Regions from separate parts of the Homo sapiens genome. Here region 2 is linked to region 1. The links are chromatin loops, found by intact Hi-C in ENCODE. Cell type or tissue: OCI-LY7. All regions are shown on one strand.

Region 1 (8,000 bases):
ATGATTTTTTATACACTCATTTCCCATCTTATATATGCCCTAGTATACTGCACAATTCCCAGTGTTACCATTTCTATCACAAAAGAATGAAAAAGAAAAATAATATTCGACTATTTCTAGTATTCAAGAAATATTAGGCATTGCACTGGTACATTCACATTTGTTACCCCATTCAATTCTCACATAGCATTAGCCTCATTTGGGGAAATTGAGATTCACAGCATTGATATGTGAAATGGGAGCATTTAAGCTTAGAGCCCCTCCCAGTTTTCTCTCCCTACAAAATGTATTTAACTAAATTCTTCCCTTCCTTAGAATCCATCAACTTCTTTATTCAACTCTCCCCACAACCAAGACCTTTCTTCTGAAGCACTGATAAATAAATCAGGATTCTGCCATGCATCTGTGGATGGATGAATTGCCAGTACTCTTGATGTGAAATGGGCATGCCCAAATGTTTCCATTCCTATTTTAAGTAACGAATTCATGTTCTTCATGCCCCTATCATTAGCAAGAGCTTTTATTTTACCGTGTGCCATTCAGAAGCACTACATAACATTATGGCTTGTGCTCGTGCCATGTAACATTGGAATGGGTTCAATTGGCTTCCACCCCAGAATAACACCCAATTTTCAGGATGTGATTTAGCAATCCTTCCTTCCTCTCAACTCTAAGTATGTGTCATCTGTATCACTGGAATTTCAAGGTAATTGAATTCATAATTATAGCAGAAGATATTGAGTGTGTAATACATGCCAATGATGTGGAAATGATCGATGAGGTAGAGTGGGTTGCAGTAATTATTATTGTCCCCATTTTACAGATGAAATCACAGCACCTTAGAAAGGCTAACTTGCCCTAGTTCTCATAATTAATATGTAAAAGAGCTGCGACTTGAACTTCTTTTTGATCAAATAGCTCAGACCGTCAACCTGCCTACTATGAATGAGGTACCGGCTAGATTGTTGGCAACACAGCAGGTAGACAAGAGTCAGTCCCTGTTATCAAGGGATCACAGTTCAGTGAGCTAAATAGAAACGTGCCTTCAACTGCACTGCGCTACACTGAAACAAGTGCTAGTACTGGATAAGACCCAGTTGTTGTTGGCGCCAACAAGAGAAGTAGCTAATGTCACACTTAGAGTAGAAGACCTTGTGTTATAGCCTATCTTTTCTGTGCATGGCCTGTCTCTCTACCTAGGAAGCAGAGTCTCATACATCTTTGTTTCCTTATTCTCTAATACAATCCCTGACACACAATAAGTGTCCATGAAGTGGTCCAGGCTATACAACCAGCTCTTGCATAACCCAGAGTGAAGCCCAACTACCCTGACAAATAATACAATTTAGGACTAAATCCACACTTTCTAGCTGAGATGCAACCTGCACAGAATTACACTACGTTTATTTTTCAACCCATGGTATTGGAAGACACGTGAACTAGTTGGACATGAAAATCCCAGACTGAACAGCAGCTGGACTGTTTTTAATCCCTGGAGCAGGACAGAAGGGACAGGCTTTAGTCATGTGACAAAGGAAGCAGCCACAATACAGAAGATTTCTGAGCAGTGGGGAAGATCTGCAGTGCTCAGGACCGAAGTTGCTTTCTTTCTTAAAAATGCCTGTCAGATGTCTAAAAATCCTCTCTCTAGCAGCAAAGGTGAAGGCATTATCTAATGACCAAAGTAGACACTGAACCAAAGTGAACATTTGAGAGAAGCAGTGGACAGGCAACTGTAATAGCAAATTGGAACAGAAGTAGCTAAAGCTATAGAAACACAATTCATCAGTGGATGAAGTCATCGTGATTTAAGTTTGTACATGAGCAATTTTAGACAGAAAGACTGAGAATTCTCTGCAGTTGAAATGTCAACCCAAATACAAAAAAAAAAAAAGACTATTCTAACATGAAACCACATAAATCAGCATAGTAGGTAGATTGATGTGGGACATGAAAGAGATTCAGCATAGACCAAAGAAAATACATGGTGACCAATGTGGCAACAAATGAAAACCAACCAAACAAGAACAAGCAAAGCCTCCTTATTCATTCAGAGCTTGTTATATAGCAAGGGAACCAGCCACTATCACTTGCATTTGGCAAAGACTCAAAGGCAGAGGAGTGAGAAAGCTTCATCATGGAGAAAAGGGAAGGCTTCAGGTGTGCCCTGTTTGGAGGCTTGTTGGCCTGGGGAAGCTGGAGGCAGGCTAACTACAAGCGGGGCATCCTACCTGATGGGTATGGGACATATTTGGCTTACTCTGGATATTTATAAATTGGAAACAAGGACAAAAATTAGAGATACTGTCAGTTGTTAATCAAGCTTGGCAATTTGGGGCCAACGGCTACAGGAGTTATTGTTTGGCTTCCTGGACCAGTTTCTAGAAACAGCGGTCAGACTTCCTGCAAGTTGATTTAGAGATAGCAGGCTGACTTCCTGGGCTAGTTACTAAAAATAACAGATTAGTTTCCAAGGCTGGTTGCTGCAGATTGTGGGACAGAGTTCTGTTTTTGCATATTGATTTTCTCCTCAGGGAAACACATTTTAGGAAAATCTAGTGTAGGGCGGAAGTCAATGTACCATGAGCAGGACCAGCTTCTCCTGCCACTTTCTAGTTGTGTGATTTGTGCCAAGTTGCTAGACTTCTTTCACCCTCAGTTTCCTCATCTGTAAAATTGAGATACTGCATAAGAGTTTGATGAGGATTAAATAAACCAATATACATAAAGTCCTTAGCATAGTGCCTAGAACATGGAAAGTAGCAAATTAATGTCATCTGCTGTTAATGTAATCTTACTAATATCTTTTTTTACCTGACTTAATCCAGGAACTTAACCAGAGAAAGGGGATAAAATTCCAAGGGATAGCATTTCAGGGAAAATCCACTGGAGAGGTTTCATAGGCCATGAAGCATATATTGAGTGCTCTGTGTGATAATAAAAAGACTAATTGGGAAAAGTCTGTATATACCTCACCCCAAGAGAAGGATACCATCAGAGAGTTGCCTTTAAATATTTAATATCTTATGTTTGATTGATAAATAATATGCCTGAGAATAAATTTACTCCAGAGACAGTTACATGGCAGCATTGTAAAAAAAAAAAAAAAAAAAAAGTATAGTAGAGGTTAAAACAGTCTGCAAACTTTTGAGAAGAGACAACAAAAGAATGCATGATAATAAAAATCTCATGACATCTTCAGAGATAAGCACTATAATTATGCCTGTTTTACACACAAGAAAACTGAAGCAGGGAGGGCTCAGTAACGTGATAGTCATAGTCAAGATTCAAGGAGAACGCTTAGCAGCTAAGTAGGAAGTTGCAGCAAAAAAAAAAAAAAAAAAAGGTTGGGGGAGGGTCTGGGTGATTCTCTTAAGAACACACCACAGAGAGATGATGCTTAAGTACAAATGGACCGAGAGAATGGGACAAAAAGTGTATAATCACTAAGTTCCCCATTCAAACTTTCTCCATATTATAAAACACTGGCATCTTCCATTTTAGCACATAGGGAATTATTGTATTTCATTTTTCGCCTGCATTTGGCATGAAGTTTCTCTGACATGTTATTCACTCCCTAATGGAAGAAGATGCCTGAAAGAAGCAAGTTATTCTGTTTTCAACAGGACCAAACCTGCAGCCTTGGCCCCCAAGGCTCTAAGGACATCGTGTAAGTGGCCAACTGTAGGGCAGGCTTTGGTTCAAAGAGCCTAAGTCAGTAAGAAAGGAAGAGGAGCACCCCCTAAAATTGTTTGGTTGATTTAACAAAGCAGTTTGTACCTTCTGAAATGTACAAGTTGCTAAGAAATTGCATTGTTTTCCTCTTTTTGTAGAGTACATTCTTAATGTGGTATTTTGGTTTGTGTTTTATGATAGGTGCTATAGTTTCAGGGTTTGAATATGGGTTTCATTAATCCCATAATTTGTGCCTCCACTGGAAGGAACTGAATATTCTAGACTTGGTGCATAGTGCCCTCTTCTGGATGAAGTGAAATCTCCTTTCCTAATATGCAAACCTGGAGATAACGAAATGGATGCTAAAAGACAAGGGAAGGCTCCAGAGGCACATGGGTGGGAACTGCTGTCTCCCCTGGGAATACAGAAAGAGTTTGCCCATCCCCAATGTGGTCTGCAAGACCCAGGCTCAGTCCTATCCTAGTGAAGGATGAGAGAGTGCAAGATGTCTGTGACTTATAAGGAAAAACAAAAAACAAAAACAGGCAAGGGAGGATATGGTCACTGTCTGGATTCAGAAATCTAACCAGAAATCTAAACACCTGAGAATGAGTTGGATGGCTGAAACTAATCTCACCAGAACAGTTCAGGGACCCAAACAGAACTTTGGTGGTCTGAAGAAAAGAAATGTCACGGCCGGGCACAGTGGCTCACACCTATAATCTCAGCACTTTGGGAGGCCGAAGCGAGTGGATCACCTGAGGTCAGGAGTTTGAGACCAGTCTGGGCAACTTGGTGAAACCCTGTCTCTACTAAAAATACAAAAATCAGCCGGCCATGGTGGAACGTGCCTGTAATCCCAGCTACTCCAGAGGCTGAAGCAGGAGAATTGCTTAGAACCCAGGAGGCAGAGGTTGCAGTGAACCAAGATCGCGCCACTGCACTCCAGCCTGAGCGACAGAGCGAGACTCTGTCAAAAGAAGTCACATACTTACTATTTAGAATGACTCCTGGAAATTTGATCCTGTTCATCTCCTAAATTTGTTTAGTTCCGATCACAGCAACTGAGTTGTAAAACATGTAGACTGCAGTTAATGGATGCTTTTTGAAGAAGTGCTAATCTAGAAATACCAGACTTTTCTAAAAAGAATAGGAAAGGAATGTGTCTTCAATGGTGCTGTCCACCAATGTTTCTGGTTCTCCTCCTTCTGGGCACAAATGAGCACTGCACTTTCTGTACCTCCATGAAGTTAGATGTGGCCCTGTGGCTTGCTGTGGCCAATAAAATGTGAGTGGAAGTTAAGATTTAAAGAAGCGCTGCAAAATTCACCACATTTCCTTCCCCTTGCCACCACAAGGTGGGCAAACTACACTCCCTGCAGACCAAATCCAGTCCTCTGTCAGTTTTTATAAATAAAATTTTATTGGAACACAGCCATGCCTATCTCTTTACACATTGCAGCTGTTTCCATGCTATAATGGCAGTTAAGCAGCTGCAATAGAAACCACATGGCCAGCAAAGCTGTGTACTGTGCTGTCTGACCCTTTACAGAAAAAGTTTGCCAAACCCTGCTCTTGGTGGTGGGGTCACTGAGAGAAAACGACGTGGAGGGTAGCCATGCAGAATGTGATGGACATGTATAAGAATGAAATAAACCTTTATTGTCTTTGGGTAGTGAGATTTCAAAGTATTTCTGCTACTGCAGCATAGCTGAGTCCATCCTGACCCTACACGGGGTAAAGAAAAATCGCTGACAAAAATAGAAAAAGAGAAAGTATAGAATTGAAAACACCTTGAAAGAGGCTCTCCAAACATTATTGATAGAAAATATGAAAATTCAATGGCATTGACATTATCTTTTAACCAGGTGGGGAATAAGCATGATCCCCACATACCAATGAGGCTATTTTTCAGTTAAGCCAGACAAAGACATGATGTTTTTCCCAAAATTCTAAATGAATTCATTTCTATATCCAAGGAAGGCCCGCCAGCTTTAATCAGACACCGGTTTGTTTTATGAGAGGAGTGAAGAGGCTCATTACAGCAAATCCCAGGCACACGTTGATAAATTCCTAAACTTGGACTCTGATAAAACTCAGGAACACACTTCCCATTCCACTATTCTTCTGAATCACTGAGCCAGAGGCAGTGCCTGATTTGTGACCTTCAGCTGTCCGCCATCCCTCGTAGATCATTTCCACCTAATAGACCCTTAAAATTGTCATCATCTTCTTTCCTTCCACATTTGAAAGAAATGTTAAAGATTGATCCACCACTGGGTTAGCTATTTTGCAACTTCCCCCACCTGTTTAAGAAGGAAGCAATTGTAAATAAATGCAGCTTTCCAGGACATTTTAAATGGTAGCAATCACAGCAATTTCAGCCACACAGAGGGGAGGGGAGCAGAGAGGAGCGAGAGTGGATATAATGGGCTATAGGTAACATATTTCACCTCTAGGGAACCAGGGTAAAGCTTTTCCCAGTTCCCTCAGATTGAAAGTTGTAACCACCTAACAGCTAGTCAGGAGCTTGGAGGAAAAGAAATGTTCCCTGCCTTGTTTCCCATCAGCCTTGACATCACATCTGGCTAACTCTAATCGCCCCTTTGTGTACCAAGGCAGGATGCAGAGGAATGAAGAGACATGGCTTCTTGTTGACTGGACCCTAGTGGAGAGAGATAACAGGTACCCACATAAGATCATTGCAGCTAAATAGGGGACTTTGATCAGAAAAGTCTCTGCGCACCTATTAATTAATTCAACTGAAACTGGGGTGGGGACAAAGAGACAGTGGCAGGAGGATGTGCTCAGTCTCAGGGGTCAGCCTCTAGGCATTCTGTAAAGCAGCTCCATCTTCCTGACGCTATGGATTTGTGATGCTCAAGACTGCTTCATCCAAATTCAACTCAGAATGGAAATTCTTCTAATACAGAGCTCTCCCTCAGGCTGTGACAAGTGTTCTCTACAGGCCCAAAGACTAAGAAGAAAGAAAGGAAGGGTTTTTTCCTTCTGTCGTTAGTGCCAGCCTTCTCTGTGAACCTGTCTGATTCCTTCCAATCTATTCCAGAACAATAAGTAGAAATGAGCTCCCCCATCCCTACAAGGCAGGTGGAAGCCATAAGAATGAAAACAGAGCTGGGAGCCCCAGTTGAGGAGTTAAACTGGGTCCAGCATTTTGGTTTTATCAGTTGCCTGGGCTTACTTGTTGAGTTCACAGATGACTTCTAACTAGGACAGCTGCTGAATACACTGGAAAAACAAAAGTTCAAAACAGCCTCACTAAATTAAAGGTGAGATCCAAAGCCACCAGCAAATGAAGGTTAATAGAGAACCCCTACTGCAGCTTAGATTAAGGGAAGAACAACAAAACTTCCCAGGTACAAACAGCATGCAAAAGCGCTGGCCATGTATGTATGACAGAAGAAGATCTGGAGATCTTAGTGGACAAGCTCATTGAGTCAGCAACATCATAGAAGTGTTAACAAGAATATAAAAGACAAGCTATGGAAATATCTTCATAGATGCATGCATTCTTTTATTCAGCAAACTTTATCAAATGCCTTCTATGCTCCACGTATTGTGCTAAAATTTAAGGCAAAGCTCAGTAATCTACAGCAGCCCACCAGCCACACTATTTTTGCATGGCCCTTGAGCTAAGAATGATTCGTACATTTTTAATATAAAATATAAAACAGAGTATTAGCCTTTTGGAGAGAATAGTCGCTCAAAGAATACATTGCCTCTCAGCCTGCCAAGTCTAAAATATTTACTCTCTGGCTCTCCTCAGGAAAAAAAAAAAAAAAAATTGCCGACCTCTGATCTAGGAATACAAAGTTGAATAGGAAGTGGCCCCCACCCTCAACTCACAGTTTGGTGTGAACTATACAATCAGTATCATAGTACTTTGTTCTCTCCTGGCTTCACAAGATAGAAAAAAAATGAAGAAAGTGATAAAGATTAATAAAAGAATGGGAAGAAGAATTTATGAGAAAAGTTTAAAGGAATTTAGATTATTTACTCTGGAGAAAAGGAGTCTATGGGGAGACTTAAGAATAGTCTTCAAATATTTGAGGGGATATTATTAAGCAAAAGGCTTTCCGTCATGAACAGAAAGATTAATAGAACATAGGCTAAAAAAAAATTTATTATAGAGATGGAAGAATTTCCTGAAAAGCTTTTAAACTTCTACGATGAATTAGAATTAGATGAGATCTAAATTCAATGAATTGAGAAATCCATTTTCTTTAAGTCTCTAAACCTAGCATATTTTCTCATCTGTCTGAGAGTTTTAAGGGCTGTTTGAGTATTGTCCAAGCTGACAGTGA
Region 2 (8,000 bases), 220 kb before region 1:
TCGTGAAAATAATTATGTGTTTATAAGCAATGAGTCTGTTATTTTGTGGATTAGTAAATATTTTTAAATGTCTCAGGTTTAAATTTTATGCAGTAAATGTCAAGAGATACAACCCCCATAAACAAAAGCTCTTTGGAGGCCTCAATAATTTCTAAGAGTATGAAGGGATCCTGAAACCAAAATGTTCAAAAACCACCACTCTAGATTATTCTAGATAACCGTGCCCATTAATCCTAGAGCAATGACAGGACTTAGAGATTTTTTCATTCACTCCTTTCATATTGTGGATAAGTTGAAACTTAGGGTAGCCATGTGACTTGCCCAAGATCAGTGAGTGAAAAGCATCACTAAGTTTTAAATACTGATTTCCTCATTCCTAACCCTGTGTTTACCCTACTATTGCTATACAATTTCAGATATGTCTATTTCGTATCCAAACTTTGAGAACAAGTCTCTGTCTTATACTTCTTTCATATACTTCAGAGCTGCTGGCATATGTCTCAAATAATCAAATGATGGGTGCTCAAAATTCTCGTTGGATGAATGTATACAGGAATAAAGGAGAGAAGGAAAGACAAAAGAGAGAACAGGAAACATGGATGGATGGAAGGAAGGAAGGAAGGGAGGGAGGGAGGGAGGGAGGGAGGGAGGGAAGGAGGGGGAAGGAAAGTCTTTTATGAACCCATAGGCCTTGAAACCATTTCACTCTCTCAGCAACACCCACATACAATAATCTCTTAATTATTTCCAGGCTCCAGGGACACAAAAATCTGGTCTACAAGAAACTCTCAATATCTTCCTTAAAAGTCTACACTGAAGGCTTACATATCCAAAGAAAGGCTCATAGAAGCAGCATGGCTTGTACCATCCTCATGTGCACAGCCTCCCCGGAAACCACAGAAGGAACGTCACTGCTGCTTTGCTCTGTTCCACCTGTTCCCCACATACCTATGGCTTCACAGACTCCTGAAACCTATGGGGGTTCAACTGGACAAAGGGAAAAGGCAGACAGAGCAGTGTGTCAAGACAAACAAGAGGTCCAGTCATGGCGTGATGGAGCAGAGGTACCAGGAGGAGACAGGGTCAGAACAGATGGTAACTCCTACAACAGTCTGCTTTTAAAAAGCCAAAGAAACAAGAAAGGCTATTGATCTTTTAAGAAAAAGGAAACAAAAGCTAGGAAATAGTTGGGTAAAATCACTTCTTAACAAAGAAACACCAGAGCGCCTGGCTAGCTCAGTCAGTAGAGCATGAGATTCTCAACAAAGAGAAAGCATCCCTTCTTGTGTTAAGGCCATACTATTGCACAGGGTTTTATTCAAACTTTGCACAGGATTTTATTCAAACTTTTTTCTGCTGTCCCAGAAATATTATTCAGACCTCAACTCTAGAGATTAGAATGTAAAGGTGGGAGTCTGTGGGTGGAGTGATATTAGCTTGATTCCAATTGCTGACTTCATGACCACTGATGAGGGCTTCAGGGCAGGTCCATGATGTTCATTTGTTTTCCTTAGTCAAGTTAATGCCAGCTAACTTTGGCCAGAAATTAATTAATCCTGCTCAGGGTGCTAGGAAATTCTAGATGTAGCTTGTAGATTATCTCATTTCTCCACTGTCTTCAGTCAGTTCATACAGAATTTCAAAAACTATCTCAAATCCATATATTTGCTCTTCCTACACTGCTAGGGTTCAAACTGCCATTGTTGCTCGTCGTGTTGGTCAAGATCCAGTCAGGAAAATAAAATCCAAGCTCCGAGTAGAGGAAATTGAGAGATCTCATTACAAAGGTGTTGGGAGAGCTGCAAAGACAATCAGGGAATGAGGATGTGACCCAGAGATCAGTAGGGAGTCCCTGTCACCTCCAGGGTTGGGGGAATCTTGGAAGGAGATGGTATTGCTAAAGTTCAAGAACCGAGGAAGCCAGGTAGAAATAGAAACCATGTAGAAGACTGCCCTGCGGGATCTGGGGCCACAGACAATGGGACTATCCAGTGGGTCTATGTGGAAACAGCTGACACCAAAGAGGACCAGCATTGCTGGGGTTGCCCCAAGAAACAAGGAGGGACAATGGAAAATACCCTGGCTTCTCCCTTTTTCTAGTTCTCAAATCTCCCTCCACAGCCTCCTATCAGTACAACCCACACAAAAGCAGATTGGCTGAGGAGTTTGGGAAATATACTTTGTTTTGTATGAGAAGGGTGGAGAATGGATTTGAAAACAAGCAGGCAAGTGACCAGCACATTCACCAACCCCATGAAAGTTTCCTCCCAACTGGTCTCTTGGTTTTCATTCTTGCTGCCCTCCCATCTTTTCTCTAAGTTGAGATCTCTTTAAATGGATTCTCATCACTTCCCTTCTTCTACCCTTCAGAGGCTTTCTATCACTTTGAGGATAAAATCTAAACTCTCTACCACAGTCTACAAGCCCCTGTGTGGTCCTTCGTCTGCCCATCTTCCCAGCCTAATTTCAGTCACTCTTCCCCTCACTCACTGAGCAACAACCCCATGAGCTGTCTTCTACTCCCTCCAATGTGTCAAACTGCAGGCCCTTCACACCTGTCCTTCCATATGTCTGGAAAGATCTATTCCTCCTGCTTTGGCTAAATGCTACTTTGTCCTATGGCTTTCAGCTTACAAGTCATTTCTTGGGAGGGGCTTTCCCAGACCTTCCCCATTTCAGTTAGATGCAACTTTTGTGGTCTTAATCCCCATATGTTTCCTTCATGGCACTTAACAATATTGATAGGAATATATTTGCTTGTGTCTCTATTTTTTTTTTTAACATTGGCTTGCCACTTGTCTGGAACCTGAACAGTGGGGATCTCACCGAGTCTTGTCCCTGAGGTGGCTGCTGCATCTAGCTCCATGCCTGGCACAGATAGGTGCCCACTAAAGAATGGTAGAGGATAAACACAGAGGGACAGTATGATGAAAGCATGTTATTTAATTCATAAGCTTTTCCAAAGTCCATCTGGTCTCCGTTCTGCCCCTTCATTGAGAAACCCAGGAACTAACCATCTTTGAATAAAGTCTCCCCAATGGTAAATAGATTTGCAAAGCTGCTATTGCTAAATTGAGCTTCAAGGATACATTTTTTTGACTTCTGTGTTTGGAAGGACAAAAAGTTCATCATGTCCTTTAGAGAATAACTCTTGCTGAGAAGACAGGAGAATTCTGAAGCTGCCGGTTACCTTTGCGCAACAACATGTGAAAAAGCTTCCCCCTTTTTATTTCCAGTCAACACTGTAGCTTGTCCTTATTTTTTGTGTGTGACTATGATTTTGTTATGCTTTGTAATGTGCATTTAGTAACATAAGGATATCACAGTATGTTTATGTTACTCATAAAAGACCATACCATTCTTTCTGGATGTGAGCACATTTTTAAAAAAAAGAAAGAAAGAAAGAAAGAAACAAAACAAACAACAACAACAACAAAAATCTCTTTTAAGTAGGTTTTGTTTTTCAAACAGGAAAGCCTACTGGTTTAATACAAGTTAAGGACACGTCCAGGGTTGTAACCACGGCCCCTCCTTGTGGCAAAACACATGCAATGACTCCACATACCATCTCTATTATATCCGCTCTATCTAACCTTTATCAGCAAACCAACAGAGGAGCACCCTACCCAGGCAATCTTTGTCTGGAATTTCAGCCATGGCTTTGAGACATTTCTCATCGTTTCCTTACCACACTCCCCAAAGCATTTTCTTAGTGGGGCAGCCCTCAAGTCTTTAATTCCAGCTTGTTATTTCTCTTCTTACAGAGCTAAGCGTGTTATTAATAACAGCAACGAAAAAATTAAGTATGGTGTGCACACTAATCTAAAATTTTGAGCTGGCAATTAGTTGGAGTGAAATGCAATTAGATGTTTTCCTTCAAGTCCTAATTTACATGCTGGAAAACATGGGCAGCCTTTGCAAGTAATTGCAAAAATAAGCCCTGCTTTTTGTGTCTGTGTACAAATACGAAGCTCCCCAGCACACCTGCCTTTGCCTAAATAGAATAGAGTCCCAGGGGTCTCCTTGCTTTATGATCACTGAGATATACAGCAGAAAAGGAACTGATCAGCCTTTAGGTGAAAATGTGTTTTCTCTCCACTGCAGAAATTTAGTATTAATTGACATTGACATAACCCATGGAGAACTGGGGTGCATAAATAAGTCTGACAGTTTTTCCATGTAACCCCATGAGGTGAATTGAGGCTCTTCAGAGCTGCAGCACCCCTTTGTGTGCACTCAGAGTAATAGCTGATACAATTCAATCCGTTAAACACTTCATGAGCATCTACCCTATACAACACTACTAGGAGCCCTGGAGGAAACATATCAAATGAGATACTGTTGACATCTTCAAGAGGGTACAGTCTAGTAGACCAGACAAGACACACACACAAATATCACCAACGGATGGGCTCCATGGGTATAGAGAGGTTACACCCCTGGCAGCTGCACCTCAGTGTCTCCTGAGGAACAAGAAGTGGAGGTGTCTCAGCAAATATATCAGCACCCCAAGAAAAAATCTAGTTTCAGCTCAAAGCTCAATCAAGAAGTTATTCTTGTAATACAAGGATATGGAGGGGGAACTTCCTATCATTGCAGAAAAGCAAAGTACAGAAAGAGGAAAGTAGGGTGATTTTGCAGAACATAAAAGCAAAGGAAAAATCCAGGACTATGTGTTTTCTGCAGAAAGCATTAGGGCTCTGATAGAAGTAAGCAACATCTTAGTACAGATAAGTGTTCAAAACAAGGAGTTACACATAGAATCCAAGAGCCAGTAGAACTTGGATGATACAAAGAGGAAAAAATAAAGAAGCCAGCACAGAACAGAAACCTTTCTGCTGGCCACACCACTGAGCATTTTATTAATTCCTTAGTGAGGAGAAAATTAGCAAACATCAGAATCCTCCCCATATATAATGTATAAGTCCTTATTTATAAGTAATTTTGCCTTCTAACTCCACATGGTTCTCATTTCATAGCATGGGTTCAGTTATTATTTAATTATCCTTACCCCATATTGTTTCAAAAATAATTTAAAGCAACTAACATTTTTATTTTCTTCATAAAGTCCCAAGATAAAGAGCTCCTTTTAGATAGTGTCATATACACAAAATCTAAACTGAGGAACCCCATCTGATGGCAGTGATTATGACACCTTGTAAAATGACACAAGTGTCAGGACTTTGTTGTGCCTGAGTGCACCATAGATTACAAAAATGCAAAGTGCTGTAGTCAGGATACAAACAAAGAAAAGAAGTAATTGCAGCTGGAGAGACCAGGAAGAGCCTCATGTGGGAAGTACCGCTTGCAGGATGGATGGGAGTGTAGGAAGAGAGGCATTCCTGACATAGAGAATAGTGTGTGCAAAGACATGGAGGTAGGAAAGGACCTGACTGTGCACATTTTAGAAAAGAAGAAAACAGAGAAATGCTTTGTCATTTATGTTCTCAATTTTTTTAAAGTCCTTGCTCTTGTTCTATATCAGGAATACTCAGGAGATGAAAAATAGCACAGAACCTTTTTCCCTGTGACAGACGATGAGATGCTAATGGAGCCAGCCTCACACTAGGTGAAGGTCCATTGCATAGGGTTATGGGTTATGATGGGATTTCAGAGTGAATATTCTTCTTAAAAATATTCTTACATCCTTATATTTGGCTTACCTTGAATTTCTCTACAGGAGCAAAATGTTTCATTTTACAACTGGCAATAGTGTTTTAAAGGCAAATACTCTTAGAAAAGGCCACAGAGGCCGGGCGTGTGGTGGTTCATGCCTGTAATCCCAGCACTTTGGGAGGCCAAGGCAGGCAGATCACCTGAGGTCAGGAGTTCGAGACCAGCCTGGCCAACATGGTGAAACCCTGCCTCTACTAAAAATACAAAAATTAGCCAGGCATGGTGGTGGGCACCTGTAATCCCAGCTACTCGGGAGGCTGAGGCAGGAGAATGGCTTGAACCCAGGAGGCGGAGGTTGCAGTGAACTGAGATGGAGCCATTGCACTCCAGACTGGGCAGCAAGAGCAAAGCTTTGTCTCAAAAAAAAAAAAAAATAGAAAAGGCCACAGAATGACTGTTATTCCCATGACATAGCTATCTATCTGTCATGTCTGGCCAGTTTGGCTAAAGAAGGAAGTTTCAGACCTGAAACAGGGACCAGGTTAAGGTCCAGGTTTGAGTTAGGATGCAAGCAGGAAAAAAAGGTCCAGAAGAAGGTTGGTAGTCAGAATGACTACTGTGGTCAACTTCCTATGTATATGGGAATCAGTTCTTGGTGCAGAAATGTCCCCTAGATTACTGAGTCAGGCAAGGAAAATTCAGTCACTAAACATTGGTGTAGCTCTCTAATAATAGCAAGCCTTCCTATAAAACTCAGCACAAAGTTATCCAAAGACCTCAAAATGGCTTATCCATTATTTGCTGCCTCCAGGTTTTCATGAGATCTTTTTAGTCTTCAAGGAAGACCAAAGCTGTGGACTGCTGAACAATTATTTAAAGAAAAACTCATTTTAAAACATGGGCTTATTTTAATTTATTAAAATATGCAAGGTAATGCATGCTGGTTTGGAGGAGGGAGAGCTGCCATAGAAATGAAGAAATTGAAGGACCCCTGCTTAATGCCATCCCAGAAGGTGTTTCTAAACAAGAGTGGCATGACCAAGGAGGGGCTCACTTTTTGTGGGAAAGGAAATATAGGTTGGTAAAAATGAGAGCTGCTTTTATAAAGGGAGCATTACTAAATGGAAAGGGGAGTGTGAGAGCTGTCATCTACAGTCTCACACTCTGCAGGAGATGTGAAGAGGGATCACAGGTGATTAGAAATGTTTTGAGCTAGCTAACTCTCCCAGGTAAGGTTAAGCTCAGCAAGAAGACCCCTGCCAGACTATGGCTCCACCTTTGATCTACACTCAGTAAGCAGTTGGCCTTCTGACCTTTATCAAAAGCATGTTTGAGTGGATGAAAACATGAAGTGGAAGATGGTAGTTATGAAGTATCCAGGTATCCATGGTTAATTGCATTAACCCTCACTTGTCTATCTGGACATTGTGTGAGGGTCCTTTTGTTCTTTGCATATGGGTCCTATAGGCACAGAGCATAGCCCAGGGAGCTCCCCACTTTCTTCATCAGTGATCTGGAAATTTACTTATTTCCAGACACCAACTGTATTGTTACAGTGTTAACGTATTCTTTTATGTTCCCTGCTGGGAATGACTTTCAATAATGACCAACTATCCTAATAGGATGATTTCCTGGTTTAAGTTGACTCATGTCAATAGGCAGGTAAGAAATAGGATCCTTTATCAGGGTAATGGTTTTTTAAAAATACATAATCCTAGAAAAAAAATATGGATGTTAAAATCCACAGGGCTTGGTTATTCATCGGATTTGGTTGAAGACTAGGGGACTGTGAATTGCGGGACTGAACAGAGGACGGTGACACCAGTTGAAGTAGAAAATAGACTTACACGTAGAACTCAAGGTACCTGAGGGTCACTATATTGGTAAAGAAAGGTCAAGCTTTTCTGTGGCAACAAATCACCTCAAATCTCTGTGACTTAAACTTTTATTTCTTGCTCCTACTATAGCCCAGTGGAGTTTAGACAGCTCTCCTGGAAAGCTCTCCTTAAAGGAGTGGCTCAGGAATCCAGGATCCTCCCACATTATGAATCTGCTATCTTGCAGAGCACTGCTTCCAGTCATGAGGACAGGAGAGAGAGATGTGTAGAATTGGTGCATATTATTCCCACTCACATCAATACAAGAGCTAGTGTTCATTCATTTGGTCCCAAACTAAATGCAGGAGAGGCTAGAATTTACAGTCTTCCTGAGTGCCCAGGAAGAGGAGCAGGTTTAGATAAGCATCAGGCCTGTCTCTGCTACAGATACCCAAATGACAATAGCTAGCAGGTAGCCAAATAGACCCATCTAGGGTTCAGGGAGAGGAGGACATGAATCAGAGCAGGAGGCGTAAATGTAGACATGGTCAACCACTTAAACCTAGA

Evidence for each region. Hi-C counts contacts between places; a loop is a spot of excess contacts. Peaks named below come from ENCODE experiments on the same cell type or tissue, not always from the same donor. Only the 100,000 strongest peaks of a DNase experiment are listed, where the experiment ranks them.
Region 2: a loop joins it to region 1, with 2.4 times the contacts of the local background. A loop is called at or near these places in 9 of 110 quality-filtered maps.

What each region holds. Positions count from the first base shown.
Region 1 is chr12:98,369,183-98,377,182 of GRCh38, forward strand. No RefSeq gene overlaps it. Among named protein-coding and RNA genes, the nearest start is that of TRD-GTC1-1, 130 kb to the right of the region's middle. In OCI-LY7, CTCF peaks have their summits at 3,967 (motif pointing left), 4,168 and 4,885; DNase peaks (open chromatin) are centred at 3,969 and 4,909.
Region 2 is chr12:98,151,508-98,159,507 of GRCh38, forward strand. No RefSeq gene overlaps it. Among named protein-coding and RNA genes, the nearest start is that of MIR4303, 160 kb to the left of the region's middle. In OCI-LY7, CTCF peaks have their summits at 3,513 (motif pointing left) and 3,712; a DNase peak (open chromatin) is centred at 3,534; H3K27ac peaks cover 510 bases.